Regions from separate parts of the Homo sapiens genome. Here region 1 is linked to region 2. A link is an interaction called in ENCODE POLR2A ChIA-PET data of the cell type or tissue named here. Cell type or tissue: K562. All regions are shown on one strand. Links, peaks and the distances in the headings refer to the core of each region. The heading gives the core; the rest is flanking DNA.

Region 1 (4,396 bases), core at 95-4,094, 310 kb after region 2:
ACACACTGCATTTAATTGTCCTTCTTTAGTCTCCTTTAATCTGGAATAGTTCCTCAGTCTCTGTCTTTTGTGACCTTGACATTTTTAAAGAATTTTCCTCAATTTGGTTTTTGATGATGTTTTCATTTAGTGCATTATATCAGGGGGCACCTGACGTCAATTTGACCCATTACTGGTGGTGTTACTGTTGGTCCCTTAGTTAAGGGGGTTTCTGCCATGTTTTCCCACTGTAAAGATACATTTTCTGGTGGGGAGATACTTTGAGGCAGTTAATTATTTTCATAATGGTAGCCAAGTGGTGGTAATTTTTTTCTTTAAACATTTAGATTGGACATGCTTATTATGGCAAGTTGAAAAATAGAGAAAAGGGAAGAATAAATATTACCGAGGGCAAATCCTCAGTGTTTTTCTGAGCATACTTTTGTTTACTTATAGTTGTGGTTATACCACGTATATTTTGAATTCTTTTTTTTTTTTTTTTTTTTTTTGAGATGGAGTCTCACTCTGTCGCTGAGGCTGGAGTGCAATGGTGCGATCTCGGCTCACTGCAAGCTCCGCCTCCTGGGTTCACGCCATTCTCCTGCCTCAGCTTCCTGAGTAGCTGGGACTACAGGCGCCCGCCACCACGCCCGGCTAATTTTTTGTATTTTTAGTAGAGACGGGGTTTCACTGTGTTGGCCAGGATGGTCTCGATCTCCTGACCTCGTGATCCGCCCACCTCGGCCTCCCAAAGTGAATTCTATTTTTAAAGACATTAAAGCAAATATTTTTGCATTGCGAAGTCTTTAAAAACACCATTTAAATAAAATACCATCTAAATGGCTTATTCTTCTATTGAGTGGTTTACTCTGTGTAACCATTCTGTTGTTGTTGGACATTTAGGTTGTTTATAGGTTTTAACTCTTATGGTTAGAATGGTTGTGAGTCATACGTGTGTCAGACCTCTGCTAATTTCCTCAGGACACATTCCCAGAAGTGGAATTACCAAGTCAAAGAGCATAAATACTTTAGAGATACATGATAAATTGTGCCAGCTACCTTTCCAAAAGAGTTGTACTAGTTGAGGTTTCTGCCAGCAGTATATGACAGTTGGGCTCCATATTTTAAGAGATTCACTAATGGTGTTTCTCAACCTTTTTTTTTTAAACTGTGACCCACCAATGAAGATTTGTGTTGAGATTAATTTCCTATATTTTGACTTATGAGAGCCTAGGTATTTATTTCTAAAAATAAATTATGGTATAAAATAGCACATTACTCTTTTCAAGCTGCAACAGTCTGAAACAGAGCATTGGGAAGAACTCTGGGAATCACTGAGGTGGCAGTGTCTAGACAGTGGGGATTTGAGGTCACACGTGAGGAATTAGGATATTTCACCTAGAGAATCCTAAAAGAGACGTGTTTGCTGTCTTTGGAGTGTGATAGGCTGACAGATGGGTGTGTGTGTGGGGGGGATTTAACATTTCTAATGAGGAGCCCTCCAAGATGATATGGGTATGGTGTAGGACATGGGACTTCTACATATTAGCATATTGAGTTCCCACAGCCTTCTGGGTCCAGCTGAGTTGAGTGGTCTCAGGAGATTTTGAGTCCTTGGCTCTGGAGGGCTACCTGGAGGCTGGAGACGGTATGTGAGGAATTTTGAGGGGATTTCTATATTTTTGGGAAACTCATCAGCCCAACTCAACTCTGAATTGAAAGAGATGTCCTAGCTTTTCTGTCTCCAGCAGTGGTCCTCTTACCAGAAAAGGGCTGAGGTAAGGAAATTGGAGAGTTCCCGGGCTAATTCTTCTTTCATTTGTGAATAGCTGGCACCAGGTGACCAAAGTACCTGATAAGAACAGGCACACTGAAAATTTGGGCTACTGGGAAGAACACTGGGTAAATCAATCCCTTGACAGTCTCTCTGTCTCCTTCCTTATAAATAACATATCTAAAGTTAATGCATGATTTGGTGCTTGAGGCACTTTGAAATATCCCAGTTGGAACAGATGTTTGTATTTCTTTCTAGTTAAAGCTTTTGTTCAGTGGGCACTCAAGATCTATTTGTGTGTGCCAGAACACCCAGAATGAGAGCTCCTTAAAAAGATCATTTATTTCACCCATGCAGAAGCCTGCACAGGGATATTCCAGGGCCAGAGTATCCCTCTGTGGTGTCAGGGACCCAGGTAACGTCTATCTTATTAGCTCCTCTTTAGCAGGCCCTTCCTCCCCATTGTCTCAAGGTGGCTACTTGAGTTCCAGCCATCTTGTCCAAATTCCAGCTGGCAGGAATGAGGCAGGGACTAAGAAGACTCTTATCAGATGTCTGTTAGGGACAGTTTCTAAAAGTTGCCACATCACACTTAAGCTTACATTCCAAGGGCTGGAACATGGCCCCCTTGCTGCAAGGGAGACTGAGAGATAAGGCTTTTATTGCGGGTGGCCACATGCCCAGGGAAACTCAATGGTTTCTTCACAAGGTGTGATTACCTCACAGTACTTCTCTGGTGGTGGTCGTGAGAATGGGTTTACCAAATGATATGATTGTAAAGAACTTTGGAAATCACTTTCAGTTCCTCAGTTTTCCAGAGTAGGAAACAGACTTGGAGAAGGAGAGATGACAACTAGTAATAATCAAAGTCAGCACAAAACTTGAGCTTCTGACTCCAAGTACGGTGTTCTTTCCGCCAAACCACCAGCTCTAAATTCTCAGCCCGCTCAAGTTCTCTGACCTTGGATTCAGGGCCACATCTGTTTTCTCAGGTCTTCCTCTTTTCCCTGAGTCCCTTTCGTACCAGCTTCTTATGAGTCTAGACTTAGATTCTGACATTTAAAAACTATTTTGAGCAAAATGTGGGTTAAACTAAATTAAACCTGTTTCTTCACAGTTCTTAACATAAGGGTATCTTTTTTTCAGGTGGCAGAGCAAAAGAGGTTGAGTCCCACCTTCACCCTTTTTCCTCAATGTTAAACTTCTGTTCCCAAGTCTTCCTCCGTTAGCAAGCTGCTTTTACATAATTGAATATCTCTGGCTTCATGGTCTGCATTGAATAGTAAATCTATAATGACAGACGGCTTTGCTAGTTACAGAGAATGCGAGGGTGCTGGCACGCGCCCCAGAGATGAGGAGCTTTTTAAAGCTGAGGTGTAATGTGGCAAGGACTGTTCTCCCTGATTATCTCCCAGCGTGCTGGGACTCTTATCTCTTTAGTCTGATGGAGATGCTGGGTGGCGATCAGCCTCATTAAGTGAGCTGAGTGAAGAGAGGAGTTTGTGTGTGCTATGTTAGCAGATTGGGAGGACCACACACTTCCTGCACACAGCCTCTGGCTGGAAACAGACCTGGGCTAATTGCCACATTTAGGATCTTCATGCTCTTGGCCCCAGGAACCTTGGGAGACTCCAGGATCTGCTGGACTTGCAGAAAGCAGAGGGTTAGTCTAAACCCCTGCTGGGACCCTCCTTGCCCTGGGATTCTGGGAGATAGGGGCATTTCCTGGTTGCTTCGGTAGGCCCTGCCTTGGAAGGAGATGTTCCTTTTCTGCTTGTGTTGTGCCATCTGTTGCAGCAGTCCAGGGAGCTTGTGGGGTTGAGAGAAGCAGGCCTCCTGTGGCCTGGAGTCGGGAGGCCCAAGTTCTAGTCCTGGCTCTGTTACTTACCTACTGTGTGACCTTGGTAATTAATGTAACCTGTCTGAGCCTCAGTTTCTTCATCTGTAGGATGAGGCGAGTACCTACCCACTGGGGTATTGTGAGGGGTAAACGAGTTAGTGGGTATGAAACCTGGGAAGTGTGCTCTAAATGTGCCGTGTGACCTCTTGGTCTGGGTCGCTGTGCAGCTGGTGATGATTTGAGGTTTTCTGGTGGCTGAATGTGTGTACGTGTTCGCTCCTTCCTGCCTGGACCTGCTGCCCTGCCTGATTGCAGGCAGGGCCCCTGGAGAGGAAGAGGTGGTCCCCGTGTTACTGCTGTCCTTGCTCCCCTTATAAGTTGTCTCGCTAATAAAGAGAAGTGCAATTATTCTGTGCTTCTGCATGCCAAACATTATGTTAGATTCTTTGTCATCTCTCCCCTCATGTAGTCCTGAGCCACTCTGCAAGGTGGGCATTGGTATTCTCCTCTCCACCTTGTAGGTGGGGAGTTGACACTCAGAGGTCTAGTAACAGGCCTGAGGTCATCCTGCTATAAATGGTGGCACCTGGATTTCCCCCAGGTCTGTCTGACTCCTGAGCCAGTGCTCTTTCTGTGGTGTCTGGAAGACTGCAGAGGGAGAAGAGAGTGGGTTTCTAAGTGGGATGGTGGTTTGTCTGGCCGGCCCTGAATGAGCAGACACCTGTTACAAGAGCACGGCAGGGGGTCTGGAAGATGAGGAAGGACTCAGTCTCCACCCCATTGCCTCCAGCCATGGCAGAGGT
Region 2 (4,396 bases), core at 159-4,158:
TTTAGGTGTGAGTCACTGTGCCATGCCACAATCTTCATAATATATATGAAGAATTCAAAAAAATTTTTAAACCCTAAAATCCCAATAAGGAAATAGTCAAAGACCAATTATCAGGAAAAAATACAAATTACTAATAAACATGAACGTATGTTCAACATCACCAGCAATCAAATAAATGTGTTTTTTTTTTTTTTTTTTTTTTTGGAGACAGAGTCTCACTCTGTGGCCCAGGTTGGAGTGCAGTGGCACTATCTTGGCTCACTGCAACCTCTGCTTCTGGGGTTCAAGCGAGTCTCACGCCTCACCTCCCAAATAGCTGAGATTACAGGCGTGCACCACCACACTGGCTAATTGGCTAATTTTTTGTATTTTTAGCAGAGACGGGGTTTTGCCACGTGCCCAGGCTGGTCTCGAACTCCTGAGCTCAGGTAATCCGCCCACCTTGGCCCCCCAAAGTGCTAGGATTACAGGCATGAGCCACTGTGCCCGGCCAAATAAATGTTAATTAAAATAATGAGATAACATTTTTCACGTAACAGGGCCTCATTCTGTCTCCCAGGCTTGAGTGCAGTAGCATGATCACAGCTGACTGCAGCCTCGACCTCCCAGGCTCAGGTGATCTCCCATCTCAACCTCCTGGGTAGCTGGGACAACAGGTGCACACCATCATGCCAAGATAATTTTTTTATACTTTTTGTAGAGACAGGGTTTTGCTATGTTGCCCAGGCTGGTCTTGAACTCCTGGGCTCAAGCAATCCTCCTGCTCCAGCCTCCCAAAGAACTGGGATTACAGGCATGAGCTACCATGGCCAGCCTGAAAGATCTTTAAGATAAATTTCAGTTTTGGCCAAAGAGTAGCAAAACAGGAACCCTCACATGTTCTGAAAAGAATGTAAATAGAAACCGCCTTCGTGCAAAGCCCTTAGCTGTATGTTTCAAAGTCTTTCATTCTTTCACTTCACAAATTCAATGTCCATTAGGTGCTCAGCCCATGATGAGACGTGGCCCTTGCCCTCACAGAAGTGACCTTCTTGAGGGGAAGAGACTTTAAACAGGTAATTATACAACCATGTGATTACAACTGTGCTAAGTGTTACTAAGAAATACAAAGTGTTCTGAGGTAATTGAATAGTCACACCTGATTTGGGGTATGGGGAAGGATAGATTTGGTCAGGAAAAATGACATTTAAGCTAAGATCTGACAGAAGGAGATGAATTATTTAGGTAAAGTAGGGGGAAAGGGAAGTGAGAAAAGAGAGGCTAGACACAGGGAACTACATACACATGCAAAGGCCCTGAAGTAGGAAGAAACAAAGCCCTGGAAATACAGAAACTGAAAAATGCTTGTCTGGCCTGAGCTCAGGGACAGAAATGATGCTGGGCCTTCCACACCACAATGGACATTTTGGTCTTTAGCCTAAGCGTAACTGGAAGCCATTTAAGTGTTTTAAGCAGAGAAATAAGATTAGATTTGTTTTCCTAAAAGTCATCTCTGGCTTCAGTATGAGGAATGGTGTGGGAAGGGAGGGCAAGGGGTGCAGAGAGACTAGGATGAGGCCACGCAACTATGGAGGTGAGAGACAGCGAGCAGGGTAACGCCCACTAGAGGATGGCTGTGGAGACAGACAGAAGCAGGCAGATGCTAGATATTTAGGATGTAAGTCACTGAGTCACAAGACACCATTCAAGACAGGCAATCAGAATGATTCAGAAGTTCTGGTGTAAGAAGCTTCACAGATAGTGTTGCTACTGATGATAATGCTCATATCCTTTGATCCAGTAACTCTCCTTCTAGGTATCAATCCTAAGGAAGTAATCAGAAACTGACAAAATCTGTTTGCAAAGATGTTCACTACAGTCTTTTTAAAATTTAAAACTTGTAAGCAATCTAAATCATCAAAACTTTAAAATAAATTATGATACTACCAAACAATGAAATATTACGTAGCCATTGAAAAATCATACAATCTCAAGAGAAGCTGCTCAGAGTAAAAGAAAAAAAAAAAGCAAGCTGTGAAAATTAATATAACTTTATTTTTAAAATACAAAAAGGCCTACATGGGCATACCTCAAAATATAACTAGTGATTATCTCTGGGTAGTGGGACCTTTGCAAGTCATATACTTAATAAGGGTAGTATCCAGAATATATAAAGAACTCTTATAACTCAATAATAAAAAGACAAAAACAATTAGAAAATGGGCAAAGGATTTGAATAGACATTTTTCCAAAGAAGACATACAAATGGCCAACACACACATAAAAAGATGCTCAACATTATTAGTCATTAAGGAAACACAAATCAAAACTATAATAATACTTCCCATACACTAGAATAGTTATAATTTTTTTTTCTTTTTTTTTGTACTTTTAGTAGAGACGGGGTTTCACCATGTTGGCCAGGCTGGTCTCAAACTCCTGACCTCGTGATCCACCCGCCTTGGCCTCCCAAAGTGCTGGGATTACAGGCGTGAGCCACTGCGTCCGGCCTAGAATAGCTATAATTTTTAAAATGGAGTGTTGGCAAGGATGTGGAAAAAACTGGAACTCTCATACATTGAAGGTGAGAATATAAAATGATGCAGCTGCTTTGGAAAACGGTTTCTCAAAATGTTAAACACAGAATTACTGTATGACCCAGCAATTCTACTCCAAGAGAAATGAAAATACATGTCCACACAAAAACATGTACATGAATGTTCATAGTAGCATTATCTGTAATAGCCAAAAAATGGAATGACTCAAACGTCCATCAACTGAATAGATAAATAAAATGTACATATTTGTACAACAAAATATTATTTGGCAATAGAAAGAATTGAAGTACTGATATGTATTACAACATGGATGAACCTTCAAAACATACTAAATGAAAGAAGCCAGGCACAAAAGGGCCAATAGTGAATGATTCCACTTATATGATATATTCTAAGTAGTCAAATTCATAGACACAGAAAGTAAATCAGTGGTTGCCAGGGCCTGGGGTAAGGCAGAATGGAAAATGATGGCTTAAGGGGTACTGGGCTTATTTATGGGATAATAGCAATATTCTAGAATTAGATAGTAGTGATGATTGTACAATATTGTGCATATACTAACAACCAATGAATTGCATACTTTTAAATGGCTAAAATGCTAAATTTTATGTTATGTGGATTTTATTTAATAAAAAAGAACATCGTCTTTACTAAAAGCTCAGAGTCATTTCTCACAACCTCAGAGAGTTATTTTCCTTTTTTTTGTGCTTAAGTATTAACTTGAAAATGTCAAATTACTGTGTCTTATCTATAAAATGGGATAACAGCAGCTCTGTCCTAAGGTTTTAGGAAGATTAAGAAAGCTAATACCGTATGTGCAAAGTATTCACAATAGTGCCTGAAACAATAGCTTTAAATAAATATTAGCTATTGGTAGTATTGTGTACTTGGAGTCTAACTAGAATGTGAAAAAATTACTATTTCTATTTTTCTCCAAATTAGTGCCTAACAGACACTTCAGTGAGAGGCAGATTTCTTTGACTAAAATCAAGAAAGAAAAGGCACAATTTGATTTTTATGTTATTGCTGCTGGTCTAAATTGAATTTTAAACAGTTTGGTCTCTGATTATAATGAGATGACAAAGAGTTCCAGGTATATTCAACATGCTACACCTGTCACAGGAGTACAAAGGGGTTCCAGACACCAAAAACTAAATAATTCTGTCAGCTATACTACAAGGTCGAAATGAGAGAAAGCAGCTTGGAGCAGCAGGAAGCGAAGCTGGGGACTTTTCTAGTTCTCCTAAGCTATTAATAGATATTAATAAGCCACTTTACCTCAATGCTTAAAAAACTGAAATTCTAGACTACCAAACTTACCCATATTGAAATACAAGTTAAACATCAGAAAAATGATTATAGACTCTCTTAGATTAGAAACTGTAATTTTAGAGTTAATGGTAAATTACCTAAATTTTAGAGTTAATGGTAATTGCTTTATCTGAAAATAGGGCAAACAAATCAAAATGTTATGATTTTGATTTCAGAAAAGAAGAGGCAGAATCTATTTGCTTAAGAGAATAAAAGAGCGAGCTTTACATATGTTTCATGTTTGTGCAATGCAAAACAGGTCAGTCAGTCAATAAAGCAGAGGGATAAAATTACAACCAAGTAATTATATACAACTATAAATAGTGCCCGAAGCCACAAATAAAAGGACACATTCTACTTGAGTAAAAAGTGGACGGGACTATTAGATTAGTATTGGTCTAATAGGAACATGAATAAGAGCACATTAACAAATATTTATTTATTAAGTGTCTAACATTTAATGAACCACAATAATGTCTAGCAATATACATATAAGATACATGAACAAATACATTTTGTATGGGGTTATAAACTATAGACAAAACAGT

What was found. Peaks named below come from ENCODE experiments on the same cell type or tissue, not always from the same donor. Only the 100,000 strongest peaks of a DNase experiment are listed, where the experiment ranks them.
Region 1: POLR2A ChIA-PET joins it to region 2 with 5 read pairs; 2 of 35 experiments call an interaction of 5 or more read pairs at or near these places.

What each region holds. Positions count from the first base shown.
Region 1 is chr3:123,078,711-123,083,106 of GRCh38, forward strand. The region is part of intron 1 of PDIA5 (protein disulfide isomerase family A member 5); the gene reads left to right. Among named protein-coding and RNA genes, the nearest start is that of PDIA5, 14 kb to the left of the region's middle. In K562, for the core only: no CTCF peak of the experiment used is centred there; DNase peaks (open chromatin) are centred at 2,381 and 3,851.
Region 2 is chr3:122,773,124-122,777,519 of GRCh38, forward strand. The region is part of intron 2 of HSPBAP1 (HSPB1 associated protein 1); the gene reads right to left. Among named protein-coding and RNA genes, the nearest start is that of HSPBAP1, 19 kb to the right of the region's middle. In K562, for the core only: no CTCF peak of the experiment used is centred there; no DNase peak of the experiment used is centred there.